Linked DNA regions of Homo sapiens: all the other regions are linked to region 1. The links are chromatin contacts, found by Hi-C or POLR2A ChIA-PET in ENCODE. All regions are on one chromosome and are shown on one strand. The core of a region is the stretch at or near the end of the contact, and the rest is flanking DNA. Distances in the headings are between cores, read along the strand shown. Region 1 overlaps FOXP1 (forkhead box P1). Region 2 overlaps FOXP1 (forkhead box P1). Region 3 overlaps FOXP1 (forkhead box P1).

Region 1 (3,546 bases), core at 410-2,909:
CTGGGACTAAAATCATGTATTATATTTGGTTCTGCTGAGCCTTAGCTTTGAACACAGAAGAAAGTGAAAGGTTTTACTGCCCATTCAGAGCTGAGAATGGAGATAAGATGTATTAAAGGAAGAGTCAGGAGGAGCGTCTCCTCAGGACATTATTCCATACACTGATGAATGGCCCTGTGGTGAGGCAGATACAGCAATGGTCCCTGGCCCACGTGGTCCTCAGTTCCAACGAAAGGCCTGCTTTGCCAGAAGCTGCTTGGAAATAACTAGAGAAAGGATACGAGCATGGGGTGAAAAATCAACTGTGTGATCAGAGGCCAAAACCTTAATTCAAGTTTGCTGTCTTCTTCTGAACAACACTTGTGTTAACACAACACACATTTTCTTTCCCCTTTCCAATTAATTTAATGGAGTATCCAGGACATATTCTGAAATGACAGAACTTAAAGAGATTCAACCAACTGATTCCAATTCCGGAGAGAGAAAGCTAAAGCAACAGGAATACAAAATGTAAGCCCAGTAACATGCCTGATGGCCTACTCAGGAAAGCGCGCCTCCCCAGAAGGAGGACTGCTTTAAGTATTTCTCCAAAGAATGGCAATGGGGCAGCCAATTAGAGTTACTAAATTGCAACAGCAATGCCCCATTCCTGAGATCTGGGGATTTGTCTCCAAGGAACCACCATTCTGTCTTGATTTAAGCAGTGCTTTTACTTAAAAATATAAATTAATACATCATCCATCTACAGGGAGCTAAGGCAGTTAGCTCCATATTGATATTGTTTATGTCACTGTTATGCATATGTTGACAATGAAGCTAATTATGTTGTTTTTCTTCTGTGCCTGCAAGTTTGGCCAAGGGAAAACACTGAGTTCTCACTGTTCCATAGGAGTTTAAATTCCCCTTAATGCATCTTCCAAATTGCCATTTGCATTTTCATGTAATGCAACATTTTATAAAGCCATTGCTTCTGGTTAATTTGTATATACACAGTGTGACATGTCAACATTCAGGTGACTTGTAAGTATGATGAGCTATGGAAAACATCAACCTAAAAACAAATCCCTTACTCTAAAAGCATTCATAAGCATCAGAGGTAAACAAAATCATGACAGAAAAGAAAAATGACAACATCCTTTCCTAACTCTGCATTTGACAGTAATAAATTACCCTCTCTCATTTATGATGAAACTATAATCCCCTGTTTTAACATAATGTAAAATTTGTTAATGGACTGCTTCTGCCATGGGGTTAGAACAGATTACACTGAAGTGTGCAAAGTTCTTGAAAAGGTACATGTTTTGGGGCAGTAGAGCATGTCCCAAAGTGCTGTACCCTTCAGATATCGGGGGGAAAACATCACTGCCACCACCACCACCAAGTGTAATTTGTTATTTCCCTCCCGAAGAGTGACAGTATTTTTGGCCCACCCACAGGCAAACCCTCGATTTTTAAGCATAACCAGAAATGGGGCACTGAAGGGGAAAGAAAAGACGGCTCTTGGGGAATGAAATTACATTTTAATTTTTTTAACGTTTACTTATGTAGAAATCGCTGAATATCAGATAAAGGCAACTGACCACCTTTATTTAGTACAGTCAGCTTTTCCAGAGATCTGTGGTGTGCAGCAGGCCTGCAAAGAGGCAAAGGGAGCGTGTCCCATCCTGCCCTCAGAACAATGCTCACACATCTTCCTCCCATGCAACACCACCCTCCTCTGACCCTAGGTTGACACACCCTCATGTCAAAACCTTCTTTACGCCTGCCCTCTGCTGGCAAGCCTGCCAGGATTAGGAAATTTTGACTACTTCAACTTATTCAAAAGACAACTTTTAAAGCCAGACAGAGAAAGGACATGTAATGAACTATTAACTGGAATATATAAATTAAGACATTTAAACAAAATGGGGGGAGAAAGGGGGACACCCCTAGTGAAATATGGCACTTTTAATGTAAAAATGCACATTCGTCTACTCTATTGCCTCCTCGCTCACAGCAGGGGAGTGCCAAACTCGATATTTTAGCTCACCTAAGAGAACAACCTGTATTACTGTTGGGCATCTTGCCTTCTTTTGCTCACTCTCCGGGGAGAGCATGTCGGCGCATTTTCAATAAAACACCTTCTTAGCAGTAATGGGCCACTGTTCCCATTTCAGTGGTCCCTAAGGTTTCACGATACAGTATATTTGGCTGACTCGCAGTTCGAGTTTTCTTCTGGCATTCCTAAGATCCAAAAAACGGAAGAGAAAAAGCAAAAGAAGAGTACTTGCTTATCCTTTGTTTCAGTAAGAAAACAGTCAACTTTGAGACTGATTAGCTGGTAGGACTTACACAAAACAAGGGCACTCTCGGGCCCTCTCCCCTGCTACGGGAACCCTCCGCGCACGTGTGGGCCAGACTCCCAGCTGAAGGAGGGCTCTGGGCATTAGGGGGTAAATTTCTGCAGCAGCGTGCTGGGGTTTAACAGTGCAACTCCTGTCAGTGTCAATGGGAAGCACAAGGCCTGTACAAATCCCTGCATACCATTTCAAAAATATATCTCCAAGACGGGAAAATGAAGCTTAGCAGTTGCAACCTCAAAAGCATTCAGGAAGTAGCACTCTTGACAGCGCTTTAGATGCCGAGTAAATGGTCTTATAAAGAACACCCAATCCAGCCGACAATAAATCTTACACCGGGGAAGCCGGCACAGGGCTGTGGAATCCCCTCCAAGATAATTGCCTTCCACACTGTGTGGCATAGAAGCTGCTACACAGAAAACATTTTCCGGGGCTCTGCGCTCGCTATGGCTTGCTTTTCTTTCCCTAATAGTCACCAATTACACAGACACTCACACCCTGTCTTTAAGAGTGACCACATAAAAGTCTCAAGGTTTGTCTCCTTTTCTAGAAAAAAAGGTTGTAAGGCCAGTTCTAGTGGGGAGCGGGTGGGAGAGGGAGGTTGAGAACAGAGGGTGTGTTTAAGAACTCAGGAATGGAATCTGACACAGGCATCCAGGTGAGCAACCCTGGGTGTCTCCACTTTCCAGTCTTTGACGGTTCATGTAGTTTCCAGACAGCTCCAAGTACTGGGGCTCATCTACAGGCCGCTGAAGCGGTCAGCACATCTTTTCTAGTCCACAGAGGCCTCAAGCAGGCTGTTTAACTCTGAGATAGTACAGGAGTACTACATATGACTTAGGATTCTATTAATGACTTTGTCAGGAATAATAGTGTGATTGTGGGCAAGTCACGTCACCTCTCTGCGCCTGCACATTTCAGCTAAACAAAGAGGAAGATGGATGAGATCTCTCTATAATTTCTTTTTTTCTTTTTTGAGATGGAGTCTCGCTCTTGTCACCCAGCCTGGAGTGCAATGGCGCATCTTGGCTCACTGCAACCTCCGCCCCCTGTGTTCAAGCGATTATCCTGCCTCAGCCTCCCAAATAGCTGGGATTACAGGCACCTGCCACCACGCCTGGCTAATTTTTGTATTTTTAGTAGAGACGGTGTTTCACCATGTTGCCCAGACTGGTCTCAAACTCCCGACACCTCAGGTGATCGGCCT
Region 2 (3,061 bases), core at 454-2,953, 300 kb after region 1:
CCGGGTTCAAGCAATTCTCCTGTCTCAGCCTCTCAAGTAACTGGGACTACAGGCACACGCCACGACGCCCAGCTAATTTTTTTAGTAGACGCTAGGCTGGTCTCGAACTCCTGACCTCAGGCAATCCACCCACTTCAGCCTCCCTGTAATCCCCTGCCAGGATTACAGGCGTGAACCACTGCGCCTGGCCCCCAACCCCAGAGTTTCTGATTCACTATGGCTACAGTGAGGCCAGAAAATTTCAATTTCTAACAAGTTCTCAGGTGCTGCTTCCGCCACTGCTGCTGGTTCAGGCGCCACACTTGGAGGACTGTGCTCTGAAGCACTGTGCTTCCACCCTTGTATTGGTGCGTAGCTGCATCTCACCGCCAGTTAGAAAAGGGTTTTCTCATTTCACCAGGGCCAGCTGAGTCTGTCTCAGGTGTGGCATCTTCCAGGATTCCATGCTCAACCTCAGGGAACCAGAATCTCAGCCTCTCCCCCAAAGAAGCCTACTCTCAAGAACACACCTGACACCGCAATCCATTCCCCAGTCCACGTGGTTTGTTCTCACACCTGAATCAGAAGTCACTGCCTCCAACTGCTTCGCATCCATTTCAGAATAAAATCCAGGCTGGGTGCAGTGACTCATGCCTGTGATGCCAATATTTTGTGAGCCTGAGGCAGGAAGATCGCTTGAAGCCAGGAGCTTGTGACCAGCCTGGGCAACACGGCAAGATTCCATTACAATAAAAAATTTAAAAAATTACGCAGGCATGGTGGCACACCCACCTGTGGTCCTAGCTGCTTGGGAGGCTGAGGTGGGAGGATCATCTGAGCCCAGGAATTTGAGGCTGCGGGGAGCTACAATTGCATCACTGCACTCCAGCCTAGATGGCAGAGAACAAAACCCAGTCCTTCGCCCCGGTATACAGGGTCCTGCTGACCCCCTAACCTCTCCCACACCATCCTCACTCCCTACCTCCTTCTCTAATAACCACATGGAGCCACACTGGTCTTTCTGACCCCACACCACACTCGGCTTATTCCTTACTCTGAGGCTTAGCCCTCTTCATTCTCTGCAGGAAAGGTTCTTCCCCTGGCTCTTTGTACATGAGGATCATTCTTTCGTCTTTTCTTTCTTTCTTTTTTTTTTTTTGAGATGGAGTCTTGCTCTGTCACCCAGGCTGGAGTGCAGTGGCACGATCTCAGCTCACTGCAACCTCGGCCTCCAGGGTTCAAGCGATTCTTCTGCCTCAGCCTCCCAATTAGCTGGGATTACAAGCATGCACCACCATTCCTGGCTAATTTTTTTTTTTTTTGTACTTTTAGTAGAGACAGGGTTTTGCCTTGTTAGTCAAGGTGGTCTCGAACTCCTGACTTGAGGTGATCCGCCCGTCTCAGCCTGCCAACGTGCTGAGATTACAGGCGTGAGCCACTGTGCCTGGCCGAGGATCATTCTTTAAGTCTTAAATAGAAAGTCACCTTTTCCAAGAGGCCTTCCCTGGCTAGACAGGCTTTCCCAAGGTCTGTGCTTTCCACTGTATCCTGTGTGAACTCCCATTCCACGCAGATATCTTGTTCCTTCGTTTCACTTGCACTCTCTGCTTCTTTATACTAGAGGACAAACTCCAGGAGAACAGAGTTCTCCTGGTGGAGCTGTCATAGAGTTTGCCCTCTAGTAGAAAGAAGCCGAGAGGGCAAAGGTCTGTTTCCTGCCTTGCTATGCACTCCTCCTCCTGCCATCTACAGCACAATGACTGTCACACAGCAGGCACTCAGCAGATATGCGTTGAATGGATGAATTACTAAATCTAAATATACCATGCTATCCTTCCATTGAATAAAAAGCTAAGAAAAAAGAAAACCTCACTCGAAGCTATAATGTAACAAGTTATAAATGCCAGAGTGATTTGCAAATGCACACGACAAGATCAGTTACAGAAATGATGAATCTAGGCTTGGAATTCAGGCATCAGAAATTGACTTGGGTTGAGGACTGGAAGAGATTCTCCCTTCTATGTCGTAAATGACCCTTGAGAGGCCCACCTTGCCCCCTACAAAATATCTCAAACAATGTCTGAAAGGTAGGATCCTTAACTCTTGACTTCTTGAACTTCTTTTTAATGTCACTCACTCCCAGTGCCAGGTGCAAGAAGAAAAGTAGGTACTAAAATTGTCTGCACGCTGAGCTCCTCTACCCTGGACGACTCCGAAAAACCACTTGTAAGTATTCTATGTTAACCACAGTTCGTAATTTTGTCACAGGTGTTTGACTAAAAAGGGGACAAAGCCTTTTAAGATAGTACACCCATATTATGTCATTGTGTATATTCCGGACCACACCTAAAAGCTGACAAAATCTTTTCTTTCTATGCCATGGCAACCAGGAGAGTTAATGCTGCATGATTTTGCTAAGAGCATCCTATATGCTCCAAAATGTTCGCCTTTACAAAAAAAAAACATGTTAAAGTAGAATTTTAACACAACTTGTCATAAAAGCTGACACTAGTACACTGGAGAGGAAACCAAATGACATGAGTTGTACCTGGCAGTTCAACAGAATATAGGATCAATACTCTTTGTAAGGCAGCCAAAGCATTGGTTAGAAGTTCAAGTGAGGAGGATGAAGTGAATGAATATTCAAAGTATACTATACCAAATGATTTTTCTATAGTTATAAAAAAATCATTAAAATGCACTAAGCTTCACAAAAAGCAGCATAGTGAGGTGACACTGGTGCCAGTCCTGGTTTGGACATTAATTTACTTCTTGTGTGGCTTTGGAAAAGTCATGCACCCTCTCTGAAACACATTATCAGGAGAAGGTTTAATGAACTCGATCATCTCAAAGTTTCTTGCTAGTCCACATGCTTGTTGAGCCTATGAATGTTTCTGGACACGCATCTTAGGTGGAAAGACACAAAGAAAAGGGTGAACTCACCTCTACCCTGCTAATGATAAAACAAATGCTCTGACAGCTGTCTTCTTGTAGCAAAGACAAAGGTGTGGAGTGGCTATACACTGGGGTTTGCTGAATCTTTTCAAATAAAGTTCTGTTTCTATATACTGCAGGAGGGTGA
Region 3 (3,072 bases), core at 490-2,989, 320 kb after region 1:
ATCATTCAACTGCGTGACTTTTTAAGCAGCTTAAATGTTAAACGGCCCAATTGTCTTACCTAGCAGTGATTTGAAAACTATATAGATGGCTTTCTACTAATGAAGAAAATTATAGTTTAGTGCACGTTCCGCAGCTCGCCCTTCTAGGTTTCAGGTGAAATGTTTTTATAGCCGTGTATTCTCTAAATCTACCCGAACATGCATTACTTCATCAACATCAGAAAACATAAGAATTCAAAATTAACGTTAAGTACAAATTTTCCTTTTATCTGAAGATACACATTGTAACACCGGTTATTATTTTTTTAACCTGTTGACTATTAGGGCTTTTATTAAAATGAAAAATTAAATGAAGTTTCCTAAAGCACAAGGTAACACTTAGTTGCTTTCAAGGGTGCTCAAGGGAGAAAAAGGGAAGAAGAAAAAAACATAGTGGCAGTTACAACAAATTAACAACATATAATAAAAATGCCATAAACATGCGGCATACATAATAAATCTAATCAAGTCTACAAGGCGGACAGATAAAAATGATTAACTGCCACTATCCTTGAAAAGAAAAGAAAAATTTTGTCCCTAGCTATTCATCACAGCTAATGTTCTGACCCTAAATCTAACGTGTAGAGCGAATGGTCTTTATAGTAACACACTGTACCAAGTAGAATGGCCTTTTCACTTCCTATTTTATTTTCTGAGAAATCGAGATAACAAAAATGTCAGAGCTACTTTTTAACTAAAGGTGTGGCTTTGGGAGGATGTTAATAAAGGTTCTCAGAATCTTTATCTCTATCATTAGAAATTTTTAAATAACCAAAAAAAATTTAGTATTTGTGTACTGATAGGACAAAAATATTACATATCTTGAGGCAACATTCCATCACTTTTTATTGGCTGACTGCATTCATTTCCTGATTCCGATATGGTGCAAATTCAGTGAGGCCTCCAATCAATTAGGACTCCATATGCTATATCTGTAAGCGGCGGGGGGGGGGGGGGCCGGGGGGGGCGGGTTATAAATTTCACCTAAAGGAAATGTAGGAAAACTGAGGCTTTCCTACAAGGGAGGGTCTGTGGCTCACAAAGGCCTGCATCACTTTCATGAGCGACACCTGCGTTCCTCTTGGCACAGGATCATCTCGATAGGTAGCAGGTTTATGACTGCTTTGCTTTTATAAGTGCTGTTGCAGTAAGGGTTACCTGAAGTGAGGATGAACACAACGACGTGTACAAAACAAATATAATAAAATAAATTAAATAAGGTGGAAAAAAACTGAAGTGGTTCAAATGAACAAACTCCTACTTGCTCCTCAAAGAAAACACGAAGAGCTTTCAGAAACATCTCCTCTGAGAGATGCAAGAGAATATGAGTAAATTACAACAATTAAAAACCATTAAAGATAGAATAATTGAGAATACCTGTTTAGGTAACAATGACTTTCTTGAATGCCTCATAACAGAGGTTCTATTTTTAATCACTTTTTTTGCAAAAACTTGCATAATTTAATAATAATTGTGGATTTTTAATTTTTATACATCCACAAGAACATAAAGTGAAAACCATAAATTATACTGACTCCAGCTGTTAAATGTTGGCATTCTGTCTTTAAAAAAAAAAAAAAAAGTTCAAAAATCTGTTTCCTCAAACCAAGGAAATGTGGGAAAAGGCCATCCTGCCAGTGGAAACCTTCAGCAGCAGAAAGCTCAGGCTGCGGTTTCTTGCCGAGGCAGCAAACTCCACTGAAAGAGAAGTCGCTGCCAACTCAAATACTATTTGCTTTCACACCCAAGAACAAACTGTGTGCATGGCGAAGGCATCGAAGGGCTCGGAGCAGCTGGAGAGGACTGCAGAAAGGTAACAGTAGTGTCAGAGCTACTGTAAACTGGTTCTCACTTTTCTATCAGCAAGTTAGCATCCAGGAAAACAACGCAATGCCTTCACCTTGCATCCCAGCAGCCCTAAGTCAGGACCTGCTGTAACTCAAAACCTCCTCTTTCTAAGTCAACAAGCCAAGGGACTTTTCAGAAAAAGAAAAAATCACCCAGACAAAAGAAACACATACTTCAGCAGTGGGATTCTAAGGGCCAAGAGGTTCAGGCTTGAAATGGAGTCATGAGGAATTTCCATATCTCAGTGCGACATGCAACCCACCTTCTCTGTAAGCAGGAAATGCAAAGGAAGTGTTCACTGCAACTTTGTAAACCAAAGGCAGAAAGCTCTGCCAAAGCAAATATCCTTACTGCAAGGCTTCTGCTTAAAAGGTCCTGCAAGTTACAGTTGTGCCTCATGGATGGGCGTCAGTAAGGATGTGTGTGTGTGTGGTGGGGAGGGGGGTTGGGGGGGGCAGTCAAGAATTCTATAGGAAGAGAAAAACAATCCAAGTCTCCAAAAAGCGAAAGGTTTATTCCATGATGACATTCTGTTCCAGTTTCAAGTAAACAAAGGCCAACTTCTTGCAGACATGGCAACTTCTTGCAGACGTGGCCCAAGTTAAAAACGGTTAAATAAGAAAGATTTTAAAAGTTCCTTTGTGCATGCTGCTTTGAAATAAACAGTTCAAATTCTTGTGCAGTGCCGTGTAGTCAGGAAGAGATGAGCCCCCCATCTGAGACAAGCCTCACGTTATCAAACTCTGCCCTCCCCAGGCCTGGCCTGTTGCAAATCCAGAATTAAACACTGTTAATTATTTGCAGGCAAAATCCTTTTCAAAGTAAAAAATCAAATTGTTTGTTCAAAAACTCCTGCTCCATCTAAGTTCCCCCTCCCGCTGAACATCATTACTTCAAAGAGCTCACAAAAATGTCATGGCCTCCAAACATGTATATGAAGGAAATGATGAATCTGTATGAATGGAAGATCTAAGTATTCTCCACTTGTAATAATAACACTCACCTAAAACAAAAATATCACATATTTCCAATTCTAGATTGGACTTTGTCAGGTTTCAATATTAAGAGTCAATTTTATTGACTTCCTCCAGTTTAAATTTAGAAATCTTTTTCTTACTGTCTTAACCACCCATGCCTACTTGCCCCCACTACAAAAAGTTTCATGGTTTAGACATAGGTTGAAAA

What was found. Hi-C counts contacts between places; a loop is a spot of excess contacts on that map. ChIA-PET counts read pairs that join two places held with the same protein, here RNA polymerase II (POLR2A). Pooled maps may share reads with other maps.
Region 2: a map of CD4-positive, alpha-beta T cell shows a loop between it and region 1 (2.0-fold over the local background). The contact joins two enhancer-like sites. A Hi-C loop is called at or near these places in 3 of 168 maps with a recorded cell type or tissue (CD4-positive, alpha-beta T cell, OCI-LY7 and naive thymus-derived CD4-positive, alpha-beta T cell), 10 of 37 single-sample maps with no recorded cell type and 15 of 50 pooled maps. POLR2A ChIA-PET finds 5 or more read pairs at or near these places in 10 of 52 experiments (CD8-positive, alpha-beta T cell, activated B cell, activated CD4-positive, alpha-beta T cell and 6 more).
Region 3: a loop to region 1 is called in a map of MCF 10A, with 2.6 times the contacts of the local background. The contact joins two enhancer-like sites. A Hi-C loop is called at or near these places in 7 of 168 maps with a recorded cell type or tissue (B cell, MCF 10A, OCI-LY7 and 4 more), 9 of 37 single-sample maps with no recorded cell type and 22 of 50 pooled maps. POLR2A ChIA-PET finds 5 or more read pairs at or near these places in 10 of 52 experiments (PC-3, T-cell, WTC11 and 6 more).

Annotation. Positions count from the first base shown.
Region 1 is chr3:71,068,277-71,071,822 of GRCh38, forward strand. All of the region lies in intron 7 of FOXP1 (forkhead box P1), which reads right to left. Among named protein-coding and RNA genes, the nearest start is that of FOXP1-AS1, 220 kb to the right of the region's middle. Within about 2 kb of position 1,660, at least 6 of the 41 ENCODE cell types and tissues checked have a DNase peak (open chromatin) inside an H3K27ac peak, as active enhancers do; they include OCI-LY7, where a contact is called at or near this core.
Region 2 is chr3:71,370,893-71,373,953 of GRCh38, forward strand. All of the region lies in intron 3 of FOXP1 (forkhead box P1), which reads right to left. Among named protein-coding and RNA genes, the nearest start is that of FOXP1-AS1, 83 kb to the left of the region's middle. Within about 2 kb of position 1,704, at least 2 of the 41 ENCODE cell types and tissues checked have a DNase peak (open chromatin) inside an H3K27ac peak, as active enhancers do.
Region 3 is chr3:71,388,257-71,391,328 of GRCh38, forward strand. The region is part of intron 3 of FOXP1 (forkhead box P1); the gene reads right to left. Among named protein-coding and RNA genes, the nearest start is that of FOXP1-AS1, 100 kb to the left of the region's middle. RefSeq lists a silencer at 2,022-2,316. Within about 2 kb of position 1,740, at least 26 of the 41 ENCODE cell types and tissues checked have a DNase peak (open chromatin) inside an H3K27ac peak, as active enhancers do; they include OCI-LY7, where a contact is called at or near this core.